Linked DNA regions of Homo sapiens: region 2 is linked to region 1. Evidence: chromatin contacts called from ENCODE Hi-C data. All regions are on one chromosome and are shown on one strand. The core of a region is the stretch at or near the end of the contact, and the rest is flanking DNA. Distances in the headings are between cores, read along the strand shown. Region 1 holds the start of SCAI (suppressor of cancer cell invasion). Region 2 overlaps MVB12B (multivesicular body subunit 12B).

Region 1 (4,159 bases), core at 1,204-3,703:
TAATAGCAACTAACCTGTATACAGCATATGTGCTAAATTGTTATGTTCTCTATTTTGTGATGCCCTTGCTGTATGGGTCTATGACTATATTACCTTTTATTTTTTTTTTTTCTTGGTAGAGATGGGGTCTCCCTATGTTGCCCGGGCTAGTCTTGAACTCCCGGCTGAAGAGATCCTCCTATCTCGGCCTTCCAAAGCACTGGGATTACAAGCATAAGCTACTGTGCCCAGCCCAAACTTCAAAAAAATTAATAAATCTTGTTCATCCTTCTCTAGAACTTTTCTCCCCCTAGATGAGGAAATAGGCTTAGAGAGGATAGGTGACTTGTCTAACGTTGCACAAGAGAGCTGGAACTTGAATCCCTAGAGGGCACACCAGAGTATTTCTTTAGCGCTCTATTTTAAGCAATATTGGTTATTGTAGTTGTGTGACCCTGAACAGATTGAATTTTCTGAATCTTAAGTTTCTGTGTCTAAAATAAGAGAATATCAGGCAGGGTTAATCTCACTATTAAAAATAGCACACACAAAGCACCCAGTATCTGGTCCAAAGCTGCCTTTTATTAAGGGCTCATACTCATAGGCCATTTGTTCAAATTCATTGTAGTTGGGAAGAATAATCCAAGGCAATGTATAATTGCTAACATAGTGTAGATTTTGTAAGTACAACACATCTGGACAAGGAAATGTTTGATGTAGGATGGAGTAATTGGGGAAGATAAAGAGGAAGTGTGAATTAAGTGTGGACTGGAATGATGGGATTTGTATGTCTTACAGAGTTAAAATAAGCAGAGATCACTTGGACACAATGTGAAGACTCGAGGATCCTTTTTGGGAAGGCGTAAGAAATGAATAGGTCCTGTTTTATTGACAATATCTGCCATATATCAGTGAGGATTGGTCAATTATGGAAGATGCTAAAAAGCAGGCAATGGATTTTTAATAAGGAATATAATAAATGTATTTCAAGATTACTTCCCTAGTGAGTTGATGATCCCCCTTCGTCTGACACAAATTATTCTCGAGTTCTTTCCTCTCTCTGGCTTGATAATATGGGTGGAAACTGTTAGTTGAGATTGAGGTGATTTGTGGTTCTGTGACTTTAGGATTACGTGAAATACTAATTTGGGGGACCAACAGAGATTTGACATTTTTTCAAAGCAATTTTTCAATTCCTACTACAATTTACCGTCAGTATTACTTCATAAATGGAAAGTCATTTTACCATTAAAGATGTAGGTAGGACCATCTCAGAAGAAAAGACAACTCTTTACACCAAATACATTTGGTTTTGTGAAAAACTAGTATCCTAATTTTTGCCGCTTATGGAGATCAATGAGAGATTTTCCCCACCCCAATGTTGACATGTACTACTCGACGCTGTCATATTATTGAGGCATAAAAGATGTTCTAATAAAATGGAAGTGACTTAAGAGAAAGTTTTATGCCTCCTCCCAACTCTGAACAGATGCTGAGAATATACCAAACAAGTTCACACAGGAGTAGAGATTTAGAGAGGCCTTCCCACCTTCAAGAATTTTATAATACGTTAATGAGCTGAGTCTTATTTTCAAGGATGGCTTTGTTAAAGCAGAAGAAGGGTAACTATGCTTATGAAAGGCAGTTTTGCATGCCTGTTTGTCAAAAAATACAGTACAATTTATTTTAAAATTGATTAATTGGTGTAGAACTTGCAATGGTCACACAATCAGGATGGTCAGCTTCCATTCAGGGATCAAATTTGTCCAGGCCTTTCAAAATGGAACACGTTGCTTTTAGTATGGCATTGGTTCTGTTTGTAGTGCTGATTTTTCTTTCATGGTAATTAAAAAAAAATCTTACTTTCTTAAAAGCCTGCACCCAAGCTAGTGAGCTTTTCTGCAGAGGATTGAGCATCCAAACCATGCTTTATTTTGGTGGATTCTTAGAGTTTTCTGGCTGGGTCCTTTTTGAGGGGTAGCTGTGAGCTGTGAGACAATTTCAGCAAGATGTAGGGACAAGGATCGCATTCGAGGTGGCTTAAAAGGAAACACGTTTGTGAGAGTTGCCTCACTGTCTCACCTGCTAGAAGAAATTGGGAGATTTCAGGGCTTGTTTTCGGTCCTGGCGTGGTGCAGAGGTGGAGGGGCGCCAGCAGGTGTGTGGTATGCAGGACGCAGAGCCAGGAGAACCTGGGGCAGGTGTCTGGAGCCGGGGGTGCAGTTCCTACTTTTAGACGCATGGTGGCGCTAGGGTCTCCTCCGGCCCTGCTAGCAATCTCTAAGGCACCTCCGCCGCCACCTGCAGTCTCAACCAAACCTCTGGGTGGGCAGCGCGGGATGTGACGGGCCGAGCGTCCAATCGACTGACAGATTTCCGTCCACACTACTGCTCTAGCCAATGGGAGCCGAGGAGAGGCGCGGAGGAGGCGGGCCCCGCGGCAAGCCTGGCAGAGGCGCGAGGCCCTCCTCCCGCCTCTCCGCCTACTCCAGCCTCCGCCGCCTCAGCTTCCCGAGCGAGCCCTGCGGCCGCCGGAGCAGCTCCCGCGGCGGAGCAGGAGCCGGATGGTCAGAGGAGCCCGGCAGCCCCAGCAGCCGCGGAGTCGCCTGGCCCCCAGGTGCGGGGGCTGGGTGGAGGCCGGGGTTGGGGATGGGGTGGGGGCCAGGGAGCGGGCCCAGGGGCAGCGGCTCGGGGCGGTGGAGCATTCGGGGCGCAGAGACCGGAGGGGCGGGGGGTGCAGGCTGGGGGGACCTTGGGGGCGCCTGCAGGCGGCGGCGCGGGCTGGGCGCGATCGCCTCCTCGAGGCCAGGTGAGAGGGGCGTGTGAGGGAAGGGGCGCCGAGGGGTGAGGCTGGCGGCGCGGGGCCGGGAGGGGCAAGGCGGGCGCGCCCCCGGAGGGGCCGTGGAATGCGGGGGTCGCCGGGCCCGGAGAGGCGGGGCGTGGAGGGGGCAGTGCACGGTCGGGAACGGGTGGGCACAGGAAAGGGGAGGCTAGGGGGGCTTGCGGGGGTGACGAGGCAGACAATGAGTAGGTGGAGGTGGGTGATTTTGGGGAGCTGGGCTGTGACGAGCAGGGGTCGAGGATGGGGTGAGGGACCAGGAAGGTTTGAGCTCAGGGGGAATTGGGGGAACGGTGAGTCCCAGGAATGCTAGGTCTTGGTAAATAGGGGAAACAGGGCATGAGGCGTTTGTAAGGTCAGATCTGGGCTTGGCGAGCCTGTGGTCCCAGAGGGTGGTCTATTTAGTTCTTGACTGGCACGGTAGCGCCGGGAGATGTTTTCTTGTATGTTACTTTTAGTTACCGTCTTATTTGTTTGGTCTGCAGACTGACTGGCACAGTGGAGAAACCGCCTCGAAAACGGAGAAGCAGGTAAGGCAGTGCCTTCCTATTTTGCTTCATGTTTTTCTTTTTGCTTGGCTGCACCTGTGCCGTACTGCATAATTGTATACTGTCAGTAGATGAAGTTTCTTATTTATCCCCCTTTTAAAAGAATATAACCACATGCATGATTTTTCTTTTGAGGACTTCAAATTACTACCTCTACAGTCGATTTTTTTTTTCTTGGTATCTAAGATAATGTGGGAAATCTTGAGAAATCCTACTTTTTTACTTTTTGATGTTGTGTAAGGATCTCAGCTATTTTTTTTTTTAACCTTAGCCATAATTTCATTTTCTCCAGCATCTCTGTTTAAAAAGCTCATCTTGGCTGGGGTGGCTCATGCCTTCAATCCCAGCTCTTTGGGAGGCTGAGGCAGGAGGATCATTTGAGCCTGGGAGTTCAAGACCAGTCTGGGCAACAGAGCAAGACTCCGTCTCTACAAAAAATTGAAAAACTAGCCGGTCCCATAAATATATACACCTACTATGTACCCACAAAAACAAAAAATTAAAAAAACAAAAACCAACTAGCTGAGCGGGTGTTGTGGACCTGTAGTCCCAGCTTCTCAAGAGGCTGAGGTGGGAGGATTGCTTGAGCCCAGGAAGTCAAGGCTGCAGTGATGCAGTGAGCCGTGATCATGCCACTGCACTCCAGTGTGGGGAACACAGCAAGACCCTGCCTCAAAAAATAAACTAATTTTATTGAGCATCTACTATGTGCCAAGTACTGTGTACGAATGCTCTATGTGTATCTTCTCCTGTAATCCTCAAAGAACCCTAAGAGAATATGTAGTGTCACTAT
Region 2 (4,159 bases), core at 932-3,431, 1.3 Mb before region 1:
TTGGCTGGAGCCAGGATTCAAACCCAGAGTGTAACCTGCTCTGGGGCTATGGGGGGCTATGGCAGGGAAGGAGGGGCTGGGAGCTTGGCAGACCTGAGTTTTTGCTGCAGCTCAGCAGGTGCAGATGTGCAGCTGTTGCACAGGCCACCCCACCTCTCTGAGCCTTACTTGCCCTGTCTGTAAGGTGGGCATAATACTACAGCTGCCTCTGCGGGCTGTGGTGAGGGTGAAGAAAAATGAAATAAGACGACAGAGATAAAGCACCCACCACGTAGGGAGGGCTGGTCACCTAACCCTGGCTTCTGCTCTTACCAAAAGCCATGTGCTGGGGCAGGTTTCCTTTCAGTACTAGGCCAGTGCTTTCTTCTTCTTCTTGTTTTTAAATTTTTTTTTTATTTTTGGTGGCAGTTTTAACAAAATGCTGATCCACAGCATCGAGCTACCTCCAGCAGATGAAAGCAAGGATGTGCCGCTGGCTCTGTGGCGCAATTAGCATTCTCCTAAACAAACGAGCTTCAACAGAGCTGTAATTAAGCAGGCCTGTAATTAAGTATATGCCCTTTATCATAACGATCATGCTTAAAAATGGCATGATGCATGGAACTCTGTTATTAATGCTGTAATCCCAAACTGAAGTGCCAGTACATAGAAATCAGCATGTCAGGCCTGTCACCAGAGTGTTTGTAAAATACATTAAAGAAAAAAACCAGAAAACAATGAGCTCATTCAACTGTTCTTTTTACAATCAGGCACTACAAGTCAAGGGGATTGTGAATGCTTACAGATTCTACAAGGTTTAAACAAATAAAGCTCTAATCTGCTACTGTATTAATCCCACCCCCTATTTTAAAGGAGGAAAAAGGGGGTGGTGGGTTTTTTTTTTTTTTGCCAGCTGACCTGAATGCCTGTCTTTGCTATTCTCGGGGAAGCAGTCAGTCCAATCTGCATGCTGCATTTGTTTGGACATAAAATTGGATTCCTGCTTGCACAGACAGCTCTGCCATGAATCTGTAGGAACTTTGCCTGGCAACGAGATGGGATTATAGCTCCTGCATCCTCCCTTCATATGGGAACTATAATTTTACCTGCCAAGGCAGTCCTCCAGAGCCATCCCTTGATTCTCCCCTCCAAACACACACCTCAGACTTCTGCAGGCTCAACACAAACCCACCACTGACCAACTCCCAAGGCTCCGGACTTAGGACCACCCATTGCCCCGGAATACCTAGCTGCTCAGAGCCGCCAACCCTTATCCCTCCCCAACGTCTCAATACACAGCAGGGGTGAGGAAATACTCCAATCAACACATGGATTAATTTCAACATGCTTGATAAAGAGAGTCATAAAGTCATGTGGTAAAAATGTAAAAATTAAAAAAAAAAACAGACTCTATTACCAGCACCTCAATTGTTATCTGCTTAAAGTTGTCAAGCGGTGTTAAGTGAACTCGGGTAATAGTACCTCAAAGTACTTGCAGAGATGCTGGTGAACAATGAGGCTTATTGGCAGGTAGTCATTTTCGGAATAAAATTAAATGCAATTGGAGTGGTGGGAGGCCTTTAATTCTGTGTACCTGCCCGGGGCTTGGAGCTGTAAATAATCAGCAACCCTAAGCCTTTCTTCGCCCCTTTCCTGTGGCGTTTCAAAAGTCCTTTACAATTTGTAATGGGGAAAACGCCAACAACTCAAGATCTCAAGGCCATTTCTCAAAACTCATTTGCAAACCAAAACACGGAGCCTGTTTTGCTTTCTTGGTGATTTCACTTTGGGGATATTCCTTGGAAGATATTTGTAGATGCCTCCAGAGCTGTCTGCTCAGTGACATTCCAATTGAGTTTACACAGGGCCAACAACTTCCTTCTAGATCCCCAAAGTAATTTGTTTTGCCATGTTATTCATAAGCCAAAAGGAGTGATTTATCAGCCACTGCCGGAGCCTCCCGAGTCCCCCGCGTGAGAGGCAGCACGGGAGGACGGAGCACAGGCGCCGGAGTCAGACACGTGTGAACGCCGAGCTGGGCCCAGTGCTTGTTGGCCGTATGGCTTTGGGCAAGTCACTTAACCTCAGAGTCAGATTTTCATCTGTCATATGAGGATAATTGTGCCCACTCCGCAGCACCGCTGAGGGATCAGACAGCAACAGGAAAGAACAGCCTGACCACAGCAGCCACTGAGAAAATGGGGCAAGGCTGCGGTTTTATGTCGAAAGCAGCTGTTTCTGCAGGAAATGAGTTTAGACCAGGCCCCACTTCTAACTAGTTCTGTAATTTGGGACAAGTATTTAATCTCTCTGAGCCTCTCTTTCCTCAGCTGTAGAAGAGAGAAAATAATAATACCTGGACTGCAATGACATTCAAACAAGATAAAAACATAAAGCCCTAGGTACGAACGAACTGCTCAGTAACTGTTAGCCATTCGTATTAGTGTTAGTGTTATTACTGCTGTACAGAGGGAAATACCCTTTCACGGTTGACCTTTTTCTACCTGCTTTCACATAAGAACGTAAGTGCAGCCATATTAAATTACACAATCCATGGGCTGTGAGACCCAATCCAAAGACGTTTGGTGGGACGGAAGCAATGTTTGCTAAGGAGTCACTCATTGGGCACCCAGACCAGGGTGCCCTCACACCACAAACGAACATTCTTAGAGGTTCTATTTGGCATGAGCAATCTGGATTACACACACACACACACACACACACACACACAGAGCACTGACTCCTCCTAGGCTCCCCATCTCTACACAGAAGACTGTAATTGAGGGGCTCGCTTCATCCCTCTGCATCCCTAGTGCCCTGGGAGGAATCTAGGGCCACCAGCCCCCCCACCTCCTCCTTCAGGGCAGTCCCTCCCTCCAGGGTCCAGGGTGCAGTGCTGGGCTGCACAACCTCATGCAGGTCCAGGGCAGTTCTCTGAAAGCTATGGGAGCACAGAGGGAAGGCAGCTGCCCCACAGTCCACACCCACAAGAAACTCGACACACAACAAGAACATTCTCACTGAGCCTCAGAAGCTTGGATCTTGCTTCCAAGTCGAGCTTGACTTGCAACACCAGAGATAGCAGACACCACGGAGAGCCATGGTCTGGGGGACCCAATGAGTTACTCCTCAGCAAACATTGCTTTTGTCCCTCCAAACGTCTTTGGGTTGGGACTCACAGCCCCTGGGTTATGTAATTTAATATGGCTGCACTCCTGTTTTTATGGGAAAGCAGGCAGAAAGGGGTCTACCGCGAAAGGGTATTTTCCTCTGTACGGCAGTAATAACACTAATACTCACTAATACTAATACCAGTGGCTAACAGTTACTGAGCAGCTAGTTTGTACCTAGGGCCTTATGTTTTTATCTCATTTAAACATCATAGCAGTCCAGGTATTGTTATTGTCTTTCTTCCACAGTTTAGAAAAGAGAGGCTCAGAGACATTAAAGAAACATTTTTTTAACGTTATAAATATTTAATGGCTTGGGGCAGGGATCAACTGCATTTTGCTCAAGGTAAAGATAAAACGCAACTCAGTGATACTTTTCCACATGAGTTCAAAGGTACCCTGGTGGCTGAGGGGCCACTGGGTCAGTGCACACACCTGCTGCCCACAGCGACAAACGCAGAAACTCCTCAGTGAGCTCGAGACCAAAGGAGCTTTGTAGATGCAGAACAAAAAGCAGACCCAAGGTCCAATGCAGATACGTTACCACTAGTAGCGACCACATCCTCTGGAAGAAGGCATGCTCTAAAACAGGCAGTGTGATCTGCAGCCACGGGGGGTAACTGACAGCAAGGGCCTGACAGGCATGGCCTGTGACTACGGAGCACGCCTGTCCCCCAGGCTGAGCATCACATACACCCCTCGGTTGTGGAGCAGGGAACCTCAGGCTTGGAAGACGCACTTTCTCTGCCAGGGCTCTTTTTACCTTCTCAAAACCAACCCATCTATATTTTTAAGTTGTACTCTTTAACACTTCAGCACATGAATATATTTTCTAAGGAAACCATTCCAATAGGATAGCTAAGTCAAAGCACCCCTTGAATCCGGAGCCGCTGATCCCTGGACCCTTCTCAGAGCAAGCCTTGGTAGTGGTCTGTACACAGTGCCTGGGGTCCTGCCGGCCTGTCTCCCATGCATTCACCTGCGTGTTGGCATGTATAGAAAAAGGACAG

What was found. Hi-C counts contacts between places; a loop is a spot of excess contacts on that map. Pooled maps may share reads with other maps.
Region 2: a loop to region 1 is called in a pooled map, with 3 times the contacts of the local background. The contact joins the enhancer-like site here to the promoter of SCAI in region 1. A Hi-C loop is called at or near these places in 3 of 50 pooled maps.

The regions. Positions count from the first base shown.
Region 1 is chr9:125,141,822-125,145,980 of GRCh38, reverse strand. SCAI (suppressor of cancer cell invasion) reads left to right here and starts at 2,453. Exons shown (of 18, transcript NM_001144877.3): 1 at 2,453-2,596; 2 at 3,304-3,348. The coding sequence starts at 2,544. RefSeq lists a silencer at 2,335-2,834.
Region 2 is chr9:126,469,198-126,473,356 of GRCh38, reverse strand. The region is part of intron 7 of MVB12B (multivesicular body subunit 12B); the gene reads right to left. Among named protein-coding and RNA genes, the nearest start is that of NRON, 61 kb to the right of the region's middle. Within about 2 kb of position 2,181, at least 16 of the 41 ENCODE cell types and tissues checked have a DNase peak (open chromatin) inside an H3K27ac peak, as active enhancers do.